2 separate regions of the Homo sapiens genome follow, and region 2 is linked to region 1. Evidence: chromatin loops called from intact Hi-C (ENCODE). Cell type or tissue: dorsolateral prefrontal cortex. All regions are shown on one strand. Each heading gives the region's core, and the rest is flanking DNA. Links, peaks and the distances in the headings are about the cores only. Region 1 overlaps FAF1 (Fas associated factor 1). Region 2 has its middle 15 kb from the start of MIR4421.

The links. Peaks named below come from ENCODE experiments on the same cell type or tissue, not always from the same donor. Only the 100,000 strongest peaks of a DNase experiment are listed, where the experiment ranks them.
Region 2: a loop joins it to region 1, with 5 times the contacts of the local background. A loop is called at or near these places in 76 of 110 quality-filtered maps.

The regions. Positions count from the first base shown.
Region 1 is chr1:50,773,923-50,776,422 of GRCh38, forward strand. The region is part of intron 4 of FAF1 (Fas associated factor 1); the gene reads right to left. Among named protein-coding and RNA genes, the nearest start is that of FAF1, 190 kb to the right of the region's middle. In dorsolateral prefrontal cortex, for the core only: CTCF peaks have their summits at 1,043 (motif pointing right) and 1,242; no DNase peak of the experiment used is centred there.
Region 2 is chr1:51,041,612-51,049,040 of GRCh38, forward strand. No RefSeq gene overlaps it. Among named protein-coding and RNA genes, the nearest start is that of MIR4421, 15 kb to the right of the region's middle. In dorsolateral prefrontal cortex, for the core only: a CTCF peak has its summit at 3,436 (motif pointing left); no DNase peak of the experiment used is centred there.

The DNA.
Region 1 (2,500 bases), core at 1-2,500:
ATTGTACCTCATAAACATACACACTTATTAAACATCAATTTAAAAATCTGAAGCTGAATTAAAGAATATTTCTAACGCATAAATAAACTATGCACATTGAGACCACAGTTTGAGATGCTACTTTATTCAGCTTTTAAAATGACCCAATAATAAATTATTTGGGGAGTACACAATTGATGGCACGGAGGCAACAGACATCAGTTTGCAGGTAGACTAAACAATACTACTAACACACAACATTTGCTGTCTTTCTTCCCCCAAAATACAAGCTATAATCAATTTCATTGTCATTTCATGCTGATAGCATCTTTCAAGACACACAAAATTGTCACTCTTTCCTTCTTTTCACATGTACTAATAACAGAAGAACATTTAACTAGTATTTATTACTCATAAAGCATGGCTGAGGCATGTGGGGGAGGGATAAGGCATTTGCCAAACACTATACAGCTAATAAGAGTCACAGAGTCGAGATCAGAATCTGAATTTATAGATTCAGGACAAAACCTGGTTTGAAACAACCTGAACTACTTTTTCAGACTGAAAATGCACCTGCTAAATGTTTTAAATCTTTCCATATTCAACCTGAGTTCTTAAAAACTAAAATAGTATCCAATATAGTAAAAGTAGCTTTAAGAAAGATCAAAAAGAGAAAAAATAAGATAAATGGTTCAAATAATAACAGACCTATTTTTCTGCTATATCTCAAAAACAAAATTAAAGCTATGCCTACTAGGCTCCAGTAAATTAGGTTTGTTAACAGCACTGATTTAACAAACTTTATTAAACAAATAGCTGCATGTTAGGTTAAATCCATTGCTAGATCTTAGAGATCTAACAATATACAATAATCCCTACCCTCAAAGAGATCACAATACTTCACATCAGACACCATTTTATAGGAGGACAAATGCTTTAAAATAATTCTTTAAATTTATTCAAGATAAGAAAACAGAATTCAGAAGGTTTTGGGTATTGAAATGAAACTGCAATAAGGACCCTAAAAACATTAACAACCCAGTGAAATTACCACTAGGTGTCACTGTGATACAAAGTTCTTAGCTGCCTTTGGGCTCGCTTTCAAACCTTGTTGCATCTTCCTGGTAATAACGTGGAAAAGGTGCATAATCTGATTGAGCATCTCTTTGCATTGTATTATTTATATGTATACAGCTACAGAAAAAATATTATTTATATAATTTCAGTAACACTGAAATGAGTTATATCTATAATAATTCTATTGCTGGTCACATAAACTTTAATGAGTGTACATTTTTAAAATTTCCTGTGATGGATGAATTAATATATACACATATATTCATATACTCATTTATTGAGCCATTTGTTTCCTCAACAAGCACTACTCTGTGCCAAACACTGTGCTAGAATAAAGAATCTAGAGAGGAATAAGACCTGCTCTCTAAGTGTGAGGAGTTAACATTCATAAGGAAAATCTGAAACACAAAGGGTAAGATGTGTTAAAATCCATGTTTAAAGCATATACAAAATTTTATGGGATCATAGCGGATGATTCAACTTAACTGTATGTCCAGAAAGGTTAGGAAAGGCTTCATAGAAGAGGAAATATTTACATGGGATCTTGGAAGCTGTGTAGGAGTTTTCTGGAAAGCTAAAGCAAGAAAAGGTTTATCAAACAGAATAGAGGAAATACAGAGCCACTGAAAGGCACATGAGGAGATGCGTGTTTTAGAAAAATCACCACAGGGCAACTATATAGAAAAGATGGACTAAAGGAAGAAAGAAACGAACATATGGAAATCAGGGGAATTATCTTAATTAATCAAAGAAATCCTTGAACTGTAACAAAGGGGGACGAAAAAAAAAGGAGAGATTCAGTCATAATGTGATAGAATTCACAAAACTTTATTGACTAAGTGCAGTGAAGTCAGAAAAAAATTCTATCAAGTCTAAGTATTATCCTTAAGTATGCCTTCCCTAGTTACACATACAAACATGCCAACAGGGAAAACAGAGAAAGTATATAACATGATTCTCTGCCTGCCATAATACTCATAAGGCAATAACTATAATCCAGAACAAATAAAACTGGAACAGCTAGAAGAAGCAGGAGCAGGTAGATATCATATAATAACAATATCTGATTTAAAATTCATTTTGAGTCAAACTGTGTTTATAGTATGTCCATAACTATGAAGAATATGACTGGAAATATTTTAAAGCTTTATCACAGAAGTATATGAAAGAACTTCCAGGGATCACTTTTCGTAAACTTTTGGCTTTATCATCCACTGTAAAAGCTAACTTATGCTCAAGTATGATAGAGTAGGAACAGCCAAGCTGTCATTCGGTTTGAAAACAAATACAATTAAGACAGCTACAGACACATTATAAATACAACTGGACTCAAAATGAATTTTAAACCAATATGTATCTACTCCTGCTTCTAGCTCTTCCAGTTTTATTTGTTCTGGATTATAGTTTTACCTTATTATGAATCATATGGCAGGCAGAGAATCAT
Region 2 (7,429 bases), core at 2,281-4,780, 270 kb after region 1:
GAGTAAGAAAGTGCTAAAAAAAAGGATGCGTACGTGCCAAAAAAAAAAACACAAAGCCAAATTGAAGGGGCTCCCACAGGCCAAATCAGAGACAATTTGAACATCAAAATGAATAAGGATAACAATGGATTATAACCTATAGGAAAAAGTAAATATAAAAATAATTAATACAAATGTTCTTATTATTAATAAATAATAAATTACTATTATTATTATTTTTGAGACAGAGTCTTACACTCTCGCTAGGCTGGAGTGCAGTGGTGTGGTCTCGGCTCACTGCAACCTCCGCCTCCTGGGTTCAAGCGATTCTCCTGCCTCAGCCTCCCGAGTAGCTGAGACTACAGGTGTTCACCACCACACCCAGCTAATTTTTGTATTTTTAGTGGAGACGGGGTTTTACCATGTTGGCCAGATGGTCTTGATCTCTTGACCTTGTGATCTGCCCGCCTTGGCCTCCCAAAGTGCTGGGATTACAGGCATGAGCCACCATGCCTGGCCTATTATTTTATGATAACAAATAAGACAGAAGGGAAAGCCCTTCCCTACAGGAGAATGATAAGTAATAAATATAGGAGAAATAAGAGTGTTAGGAAAATCACTTTTGGCTGGGCATGGTGGCTCATGTCTGTAATCCCAGCACTTTGGGAGGCCGAGACGGGCAGATCACTTGAGGTCAGCATATCACCAGCCTGGCCAACATGATGTAACCCTGTCTCTACTAAAAATACAAAAATGAGCTAGGCATGGTGGCACATATATAGTCTAGCTACTTGGGAGGCTGAGGCAGGAGGATCACTTGAGCCCAGGAGGCAGAGGCTGTAGTGAGCTGACAGCATGCCACTGCCCTCCAGCCTGAGTGATGAGAGGGAAACCCTGTCTCAAAAAAAGAAAGAAAAATCACTTTTTTGCAAGAATTATAGTAATAACTGGTTCAGGCAAGAATCATCCATGGATGCTAAAACTATTCAATGAAAGTTTGGGCCAGGCATGGTGGCTCACGCCTGTAATCCCAGCACTTTGAGAGGCCACGGTGGGTGGATCACTTGAGCCCAGGAGTTTGAGACCAGCCTGGGCAACATAGTGAGACCCCATCTCTACAAAAAATACAAAAATTAGCCAGGCATGGCAGTGCATGCCTGTAGTCTCAGCTACTCAGGAGGCTGAGGCAGGAGGATCACTAGAACCCAGGAAATAGAGGGTGCAGTGAGCTGAGATTGTGCCACTGCACTCCAGCCTGAGTGATGGAGCAAGACCCTGTCTCAAAAAACAAAAAGAAAAAGAAAGAAAGAAAAAAGAAAGAAAGGAAGCAAGGAAGGAAAGAAGGAAGGAAGGAAGGAAGATTGAAGAGAAACAATATATTTACATAGTCTCCAACTATGTCCTTACAAATTACTTACAGATTATGGGGCAAACTGACATGATCACTTATGTATTGTATTAGTTCATTCTCACACTGTTATAAAGAACTATCTGAGACTGGGTAATTTACAAAGAAAAGGGTTTAATTGACTCGTAGTTCCACAGGCTGTACAAAAAGCATGGCTCTGGAAGTCTCAGGAAACTTACAATCATGATGGAAGGGAAGCAAGCCCATCTTCACGTGGCGGCAGGAGAGAGCTAGTGAAGCAGGAAGTGCTACACATTTTTAAACAACCAGATCTCATGAGAACTCATTCACTATCACAAGAACAGCAAGGGGGAAATCCACCCCCATGATCCAATCACCTTCTTTCCAGGTCCACCCCCTCAACATTGGAAATTACAATTTGACATGAGATTTGGGTAGGGACACAGAGCCAAACCATATCATGTAGTATTTGGCCAAAAATGTATAACATGAATCTAATCATGAGGAAACATCAGACAAATCAAAATTGAGGGATATTTTGCAAGACAACTGGGCTGTATGCTTTAAAAATATCAGTATCATGAAAGACAAAGAAAGGATGAAAATCATTCCAGATTAAAAGGAGATGAAAGAGCTGTAGCAACAAAATGCAAGGTGTAAGCCTAGATTAAATTGTGAATCAAGGGAAAAAAATGCCATAAGAAACATTACTAGAAAATTGGCAAAAATTGAACATGGACTGTATATTAGATAATACTAATGTATTGATGTTAAATCTCCTAAATTTGCTGATTGTATTGTGAATATAGAAGCATGAGTTTTCTTATTCTTAGGAAATATACACAGAAGTATTTTGGAACATTATAACTCTCAATCTCAAGTGACTCAGGAAATTCTATCCGTACATGCACAAATATACTTATATATCCTAAATATGTATGTATGTGTGTGCATGTAGGGAGAGAGAGAAAGTGAAAGGGAGAAAGATGATTTTTTTTTTAAGTAGCAGAACATTTACAAGTAGGGAATTTGAGTGAGGGGTACACAAGACTTTGTAGCATTCTTGTTATTTTTTGTTTTGTTTTGTTGTTTTGGTTTAGAGAAAGGGTCTCACTTTGTTGTCCAGGCTGGAATGCAGTGGCAATCATGACAGCCTTGAACTCTAGGGCTTAAGCGATCTTCCTGCCTCAGCCTTCAAAGAGCTGGGACTACAGGTGTGAGCTACCATGCTAGGCTAATTAAAAAAATTTTTTTTTGTAGAGACGGGGGTCTCACTATGTTGCCTAGGCTGGTCTCGAGCTCCTGGCCTCATGTGATCCTCCTGCCTCAGCCTCCCAAAGTTCTAGGATTACAGGCATGAGCCACTGCACCTGGCCCAGACATTTATCTTCTCACAGTACTGAAGGCTGAGAGTCTGACATCAGTGTGCCAGCACAGTCAGTTTCTGGTAAGGGATCTCCTCCTGGCAAGCAGATGGCTATCTTCTGGCTATGTTCTCCATGGTGGAGAGAGAGAAAGCAAGCTCTCTGGTGTCTCTTCCTATAAAGGCACTAATTCCATCATGAGAACTCCACTCTCAAGAACTGATTAAATTTACCTCCCAAAAGTCTCATCTCCAAATATCACATCGAGGGTTAGGACTTCAACAAATGAATCTAGGAGGGATTCAGTTCAGTCTGTAGCTAGCAAAGACCTTGCCAATAACTAGGTTTAACATAAACTAGTTAATGGGATGCCATTTGAATATTATTTTAAATCTTGGCATTAAAAATTGAGGAGATCATTAAAAACATACCCATTAATCTATGAAGTATAAAAGGTCCAATTTATGTTTGTGTTTGCAACTTGCATATCATTTTATTACTTAATATTCCATATGAGGAAATATATGTTTACAAATAATAAAAAATTTTGGTAATGAAATGCAGTAATTTGAACATCTGAAATGCATAAGTGAGTATTATTATAATAAGAGCATAAAAATTGATGGTAATTTTGTCATATACAATGATGCGTCAAACACTTCTACGTTTTAATTCTTAAATTCCCATGTTAACATGTTAACCATGGCACCATCTTGTGGATATTTATTAAATAGTCGGGCTATACAAATATTTATTTGGAAATGTTGTAAATGAAAGTTATTTACAAAAAAAAGAACATTAAAGAATGTTTAAGTTAATAAAATGAAATGCTTGTAAGTAATTATCCTCACTTTCAAAGTGCTTCAACTATATAAATAAACGATTGAAATAGTTCTAGCATGGTTAAATTGTTTATATGAAATTTCAGGCTGTGTGCCATGGCTCACGCCTGTAATCCCAGTGCTTTGGGAGACCAAGGCTGGAGGATTGCTTGAGCCCAGGAGTTCGAGGCTACAGTGAGCCATGATCATGCCACTGCACTCCAGCCTGGGCAACAGAGCAAAACCCTGTCTCAGGAAAAAAAAAAAAATTAAAACTGGCCAGTGGTGCTTAACACATCAAGTGGATATTTTAGTTTGATATATTTTCGTGTGTATAGTGTATGTATATGTGTGTTTACATATATAAATGCAAATGTGTATTTGTTTGCTACTGTTTTTATTTTATTTTATTTTATTTTATTTTTTGAGACAGAGTCTTGCTCTGTCACCCAGGCGGGAGTGCAGTGGCGGGATCTTGGCTCACCGCAGCCTCTGTCTGCCAGGTTCCAGTGATTCTCCTGCCTCAGCCTCCTGGGTGGTTGGGATTACAGGCATGTACCACCACGCCCGGGTAATTTTTGTATTTTTAATAGAGACAGGGTTTCACCATGTTGGCCAGGCTGGTCTCAAACTCCTGACATCAGGTGACCCGCCCGCCTCAGCCTCCCAAACTGCTAAGATTACAGGCATAAGTCATTGGGCCTGGGCTTTTATTTTGATTTAACTTTAGGATCTGTAAAAAATGGGCATATACAAAGTAGTTTTTTTTAATGGAAAAAAGAAACTTTAAATCTCAGTTTAATCAACGACTGGTTATGAACCACTTTTCAAAAATCAAATCATGGGTGCAATTAATATAATTTTTCAAGAAGATTATAGAATACTTTTTTTTGTAACACTTTCATTAAAAGGCTTCGGTATTTAGAGTTTACAATTACATTTAAAACTTTTCAGTTGGGCTCATACTTGTTATCCTGGCACTTTGTGAGGCTGAGGGAGGAAGAATACATGAAGCCAGGAGTTTGAGGCCAGTCTGAGCAACAAATTGAAACTCTATCTCTATAACTTTTTTTTTTAATTAACTGGGTGAGGTAGCATGCACCTGCAGTCCCAGCTACTCAGCAGGCTGAGGCGGGAAGATTGCTTTAGTCCAGGAGTTTGAGGCTGCAGTGAGTTATGACTGTGCCACTGCATTCCAGCCTGGGCAATAGAGCAAGAGTCCGTCAAGTTATAATACAAAATAAAATAAAATAAAATAAAATATATTTTTAAAATTTTTTAAAAAGGAAAAAACTTTTCATTACTATATTTACACAAAGGAGAAAGGAGAAATAGCCTTTATTGTAGACCCTACTATAAGCTAGGCATTTAGATACATTATCTAATACAATTCCTTCCAACAATCTTTTGAGGGTTTTTTTTTGAGACGGAGTCTTGCTCTGTCGCCCAGGCTGGAGTGCAGTGGTGTGATCTCGGCTCACTGCAACCCCCATCTCCTGGGTTCAAGAGATTCTCATGCCTCAGCCTCCTGAGTAGCTGGGATTACAGACACCTGCCACCATAGCTGGCTAATTTTTGTATTTTTAGTAGAGACGGGGTTTCACCATATTGGCCAGGCTGGTCTCGAGCTCCTGACCTCAAGTGATTTGCCCGCCTCGGCCTCCCAACGTGCTGGGATTACAGGCGTGAACCACTGCACCCAGCCTTGAGTTGGTATTTTTATTTCTACTTTGCAGATGAGTAAAATTGAGACTCTTGGTAGTTACATAACTTAATCAATCTCACACAGCTATTAAGAAGCCATGATTTTAACCCAACTCTACAAAGCCCAAATTCGTGTCACAACACAATCCTGGTTCTTGGAATTTCAGACTATATAAGAGATTTTAATATGGAAATTTAATTTAAAGATCTATGTACCCAAAATCCTACAGACATTTCAAATTAAGATTGTTTAATTTTTGTATGCAAAATGTTAAATGTACTACACTTATTCTCATTGTATTCTGAGACAAAATTCTTTTTTAAAAATTTCAACTTTGGCCAGGCACGGTGGTGGCTCACACCTGTAATCCCAGCACTTTGGGAGGCTGAGGCAGGTGGATCACTTGAGGTCAGGAGCTCAAGACCAGCCTGGCCAAAACGATGAAACCCCGTCTCTACTAAAAATACAAAAATTAGCCTGGCGTGGTGGCACGTGCCTGTCATCCCAGCTACATGTGAGGCTGAGGCAGGAGAATAGCTTGAACCCGGGAGGCGGAGGTTGCAGTGAGCCGAGATCGCGCCATTGCACTCCAGCCTGGGCAACAAGAGCAAAACTCTGTCTTAAAAAAAAAATTCAACTTTTATTTTAGATACAGGGAGTAGATATGCAGGTTTGTTACATGGGTATATTACACCCAGGTAGTGAGCACAGTATCCAAAAAGTCAGTTTTCAACTCATGGCACACCCCGAGGCCCACTCTAGTAGTCCGCAGTGTCTATTTTTCCATTTTTATGTCCATGTATGCTCAATGTTTAGCTCCCATTTATAAGTGAAACCATGCAGTATTTGGTTTCCTGTTCTTACATTAATTGTTTTAGGATTATAATGTCCAGCTCCATCCATGTTGCTGATAATGACATGATTTCATTATATTTCATGGCTGTGTATTATTCCATGATTTTCTTTCTCATAAGTACCACATTTTCTTCATCCTATCCACAATTGATGGGCACCTAGGTTGATTCCATGTCATTGCTATTGTGAATAGTGTGGTGATGAACATGGAAATGCATGTATCTTTTCAGTACAATGATTTTTTTTTCTTTGGGTATATACCCAGTAATGGGATTTCTGTGGTGGAACTAATTTACATTCTCACAACAGTGTATAAGAATTCCCTTTTCTCTGAAGCCTTGCCAGCATCTGTTGTTTTTTGACCTTTTAAAATAGCCATTCTGACTGGTATGACATGTTATCTCATTGTGGTTTTAATTTCATTTCTCTGATGATTAGTGATGATGGGCATTTTTTCATATGTTTATTGGCTGCTTATTTGTCTTATTTTGAGAGGTGTCTGTTCATGTCCTTTGCCCATTTTTAAATGGGGTTCTTTGTTTTTCCTTGTTAAGTTCCTTATAGATTCTGGATATTAGACCTTTGTAATAGGGATAGTTTCCGAATACTTTCTCCCATTCTGTAGGTTGTCTGTTGACTGCTGATAGTTTTTTTTTGCTGTGAAGCACTTTAGTTTAATTAGGTCTCACTTGTCAATTTTTACTTCAGTTGCAATTGCTTTTGGGGACTTAGCCAAAAATTATTTGCCAAAGCCAATGTCAAGAAGGATATTTCCTAGGTTTTCTTCTAGGATTTTTCTGGTTAGAGGTCTGTCATTTAAATCTTCAATCAATCCAAAATTCTTCTAATAATGCAACATAATAAAACTATGGGAAAGCTGATTATATTATGACAACATTCTAGATAACTATAAACAAGAATAGAAAATAAATGGGAGGTAAATTGCCTTAATGATTATGTGAAAGCTGTCAGAATCAAAATTTCGTTTGTGTTAAAAACTCTGACAACTAGAACTGGGGAAGGTCATGAAGGGAGAGTTCTCATATGAATGCCTGGTAATAAGAGCTATCATAAAAGACTGTAGAAACCACAACCTTGCACAAATGCCATCAGAACCTTACAAAAACCAAAAAACTTCTATGAGAATATCTGCCCAGCATGCCCAGCAACTGCCTGTCCAGCCTTGGACAGGAGCCACCCTTGTGAATGATACTTATAGTCAAGGATAATTATCTCAAAAACTATGATGTAATCCTCCTCATTTTTCCTTCAAAAACGTTTGTCTTCCTTTACCTCCCTGAATACACACATAATTTACTATGGCATGTAATTCCCA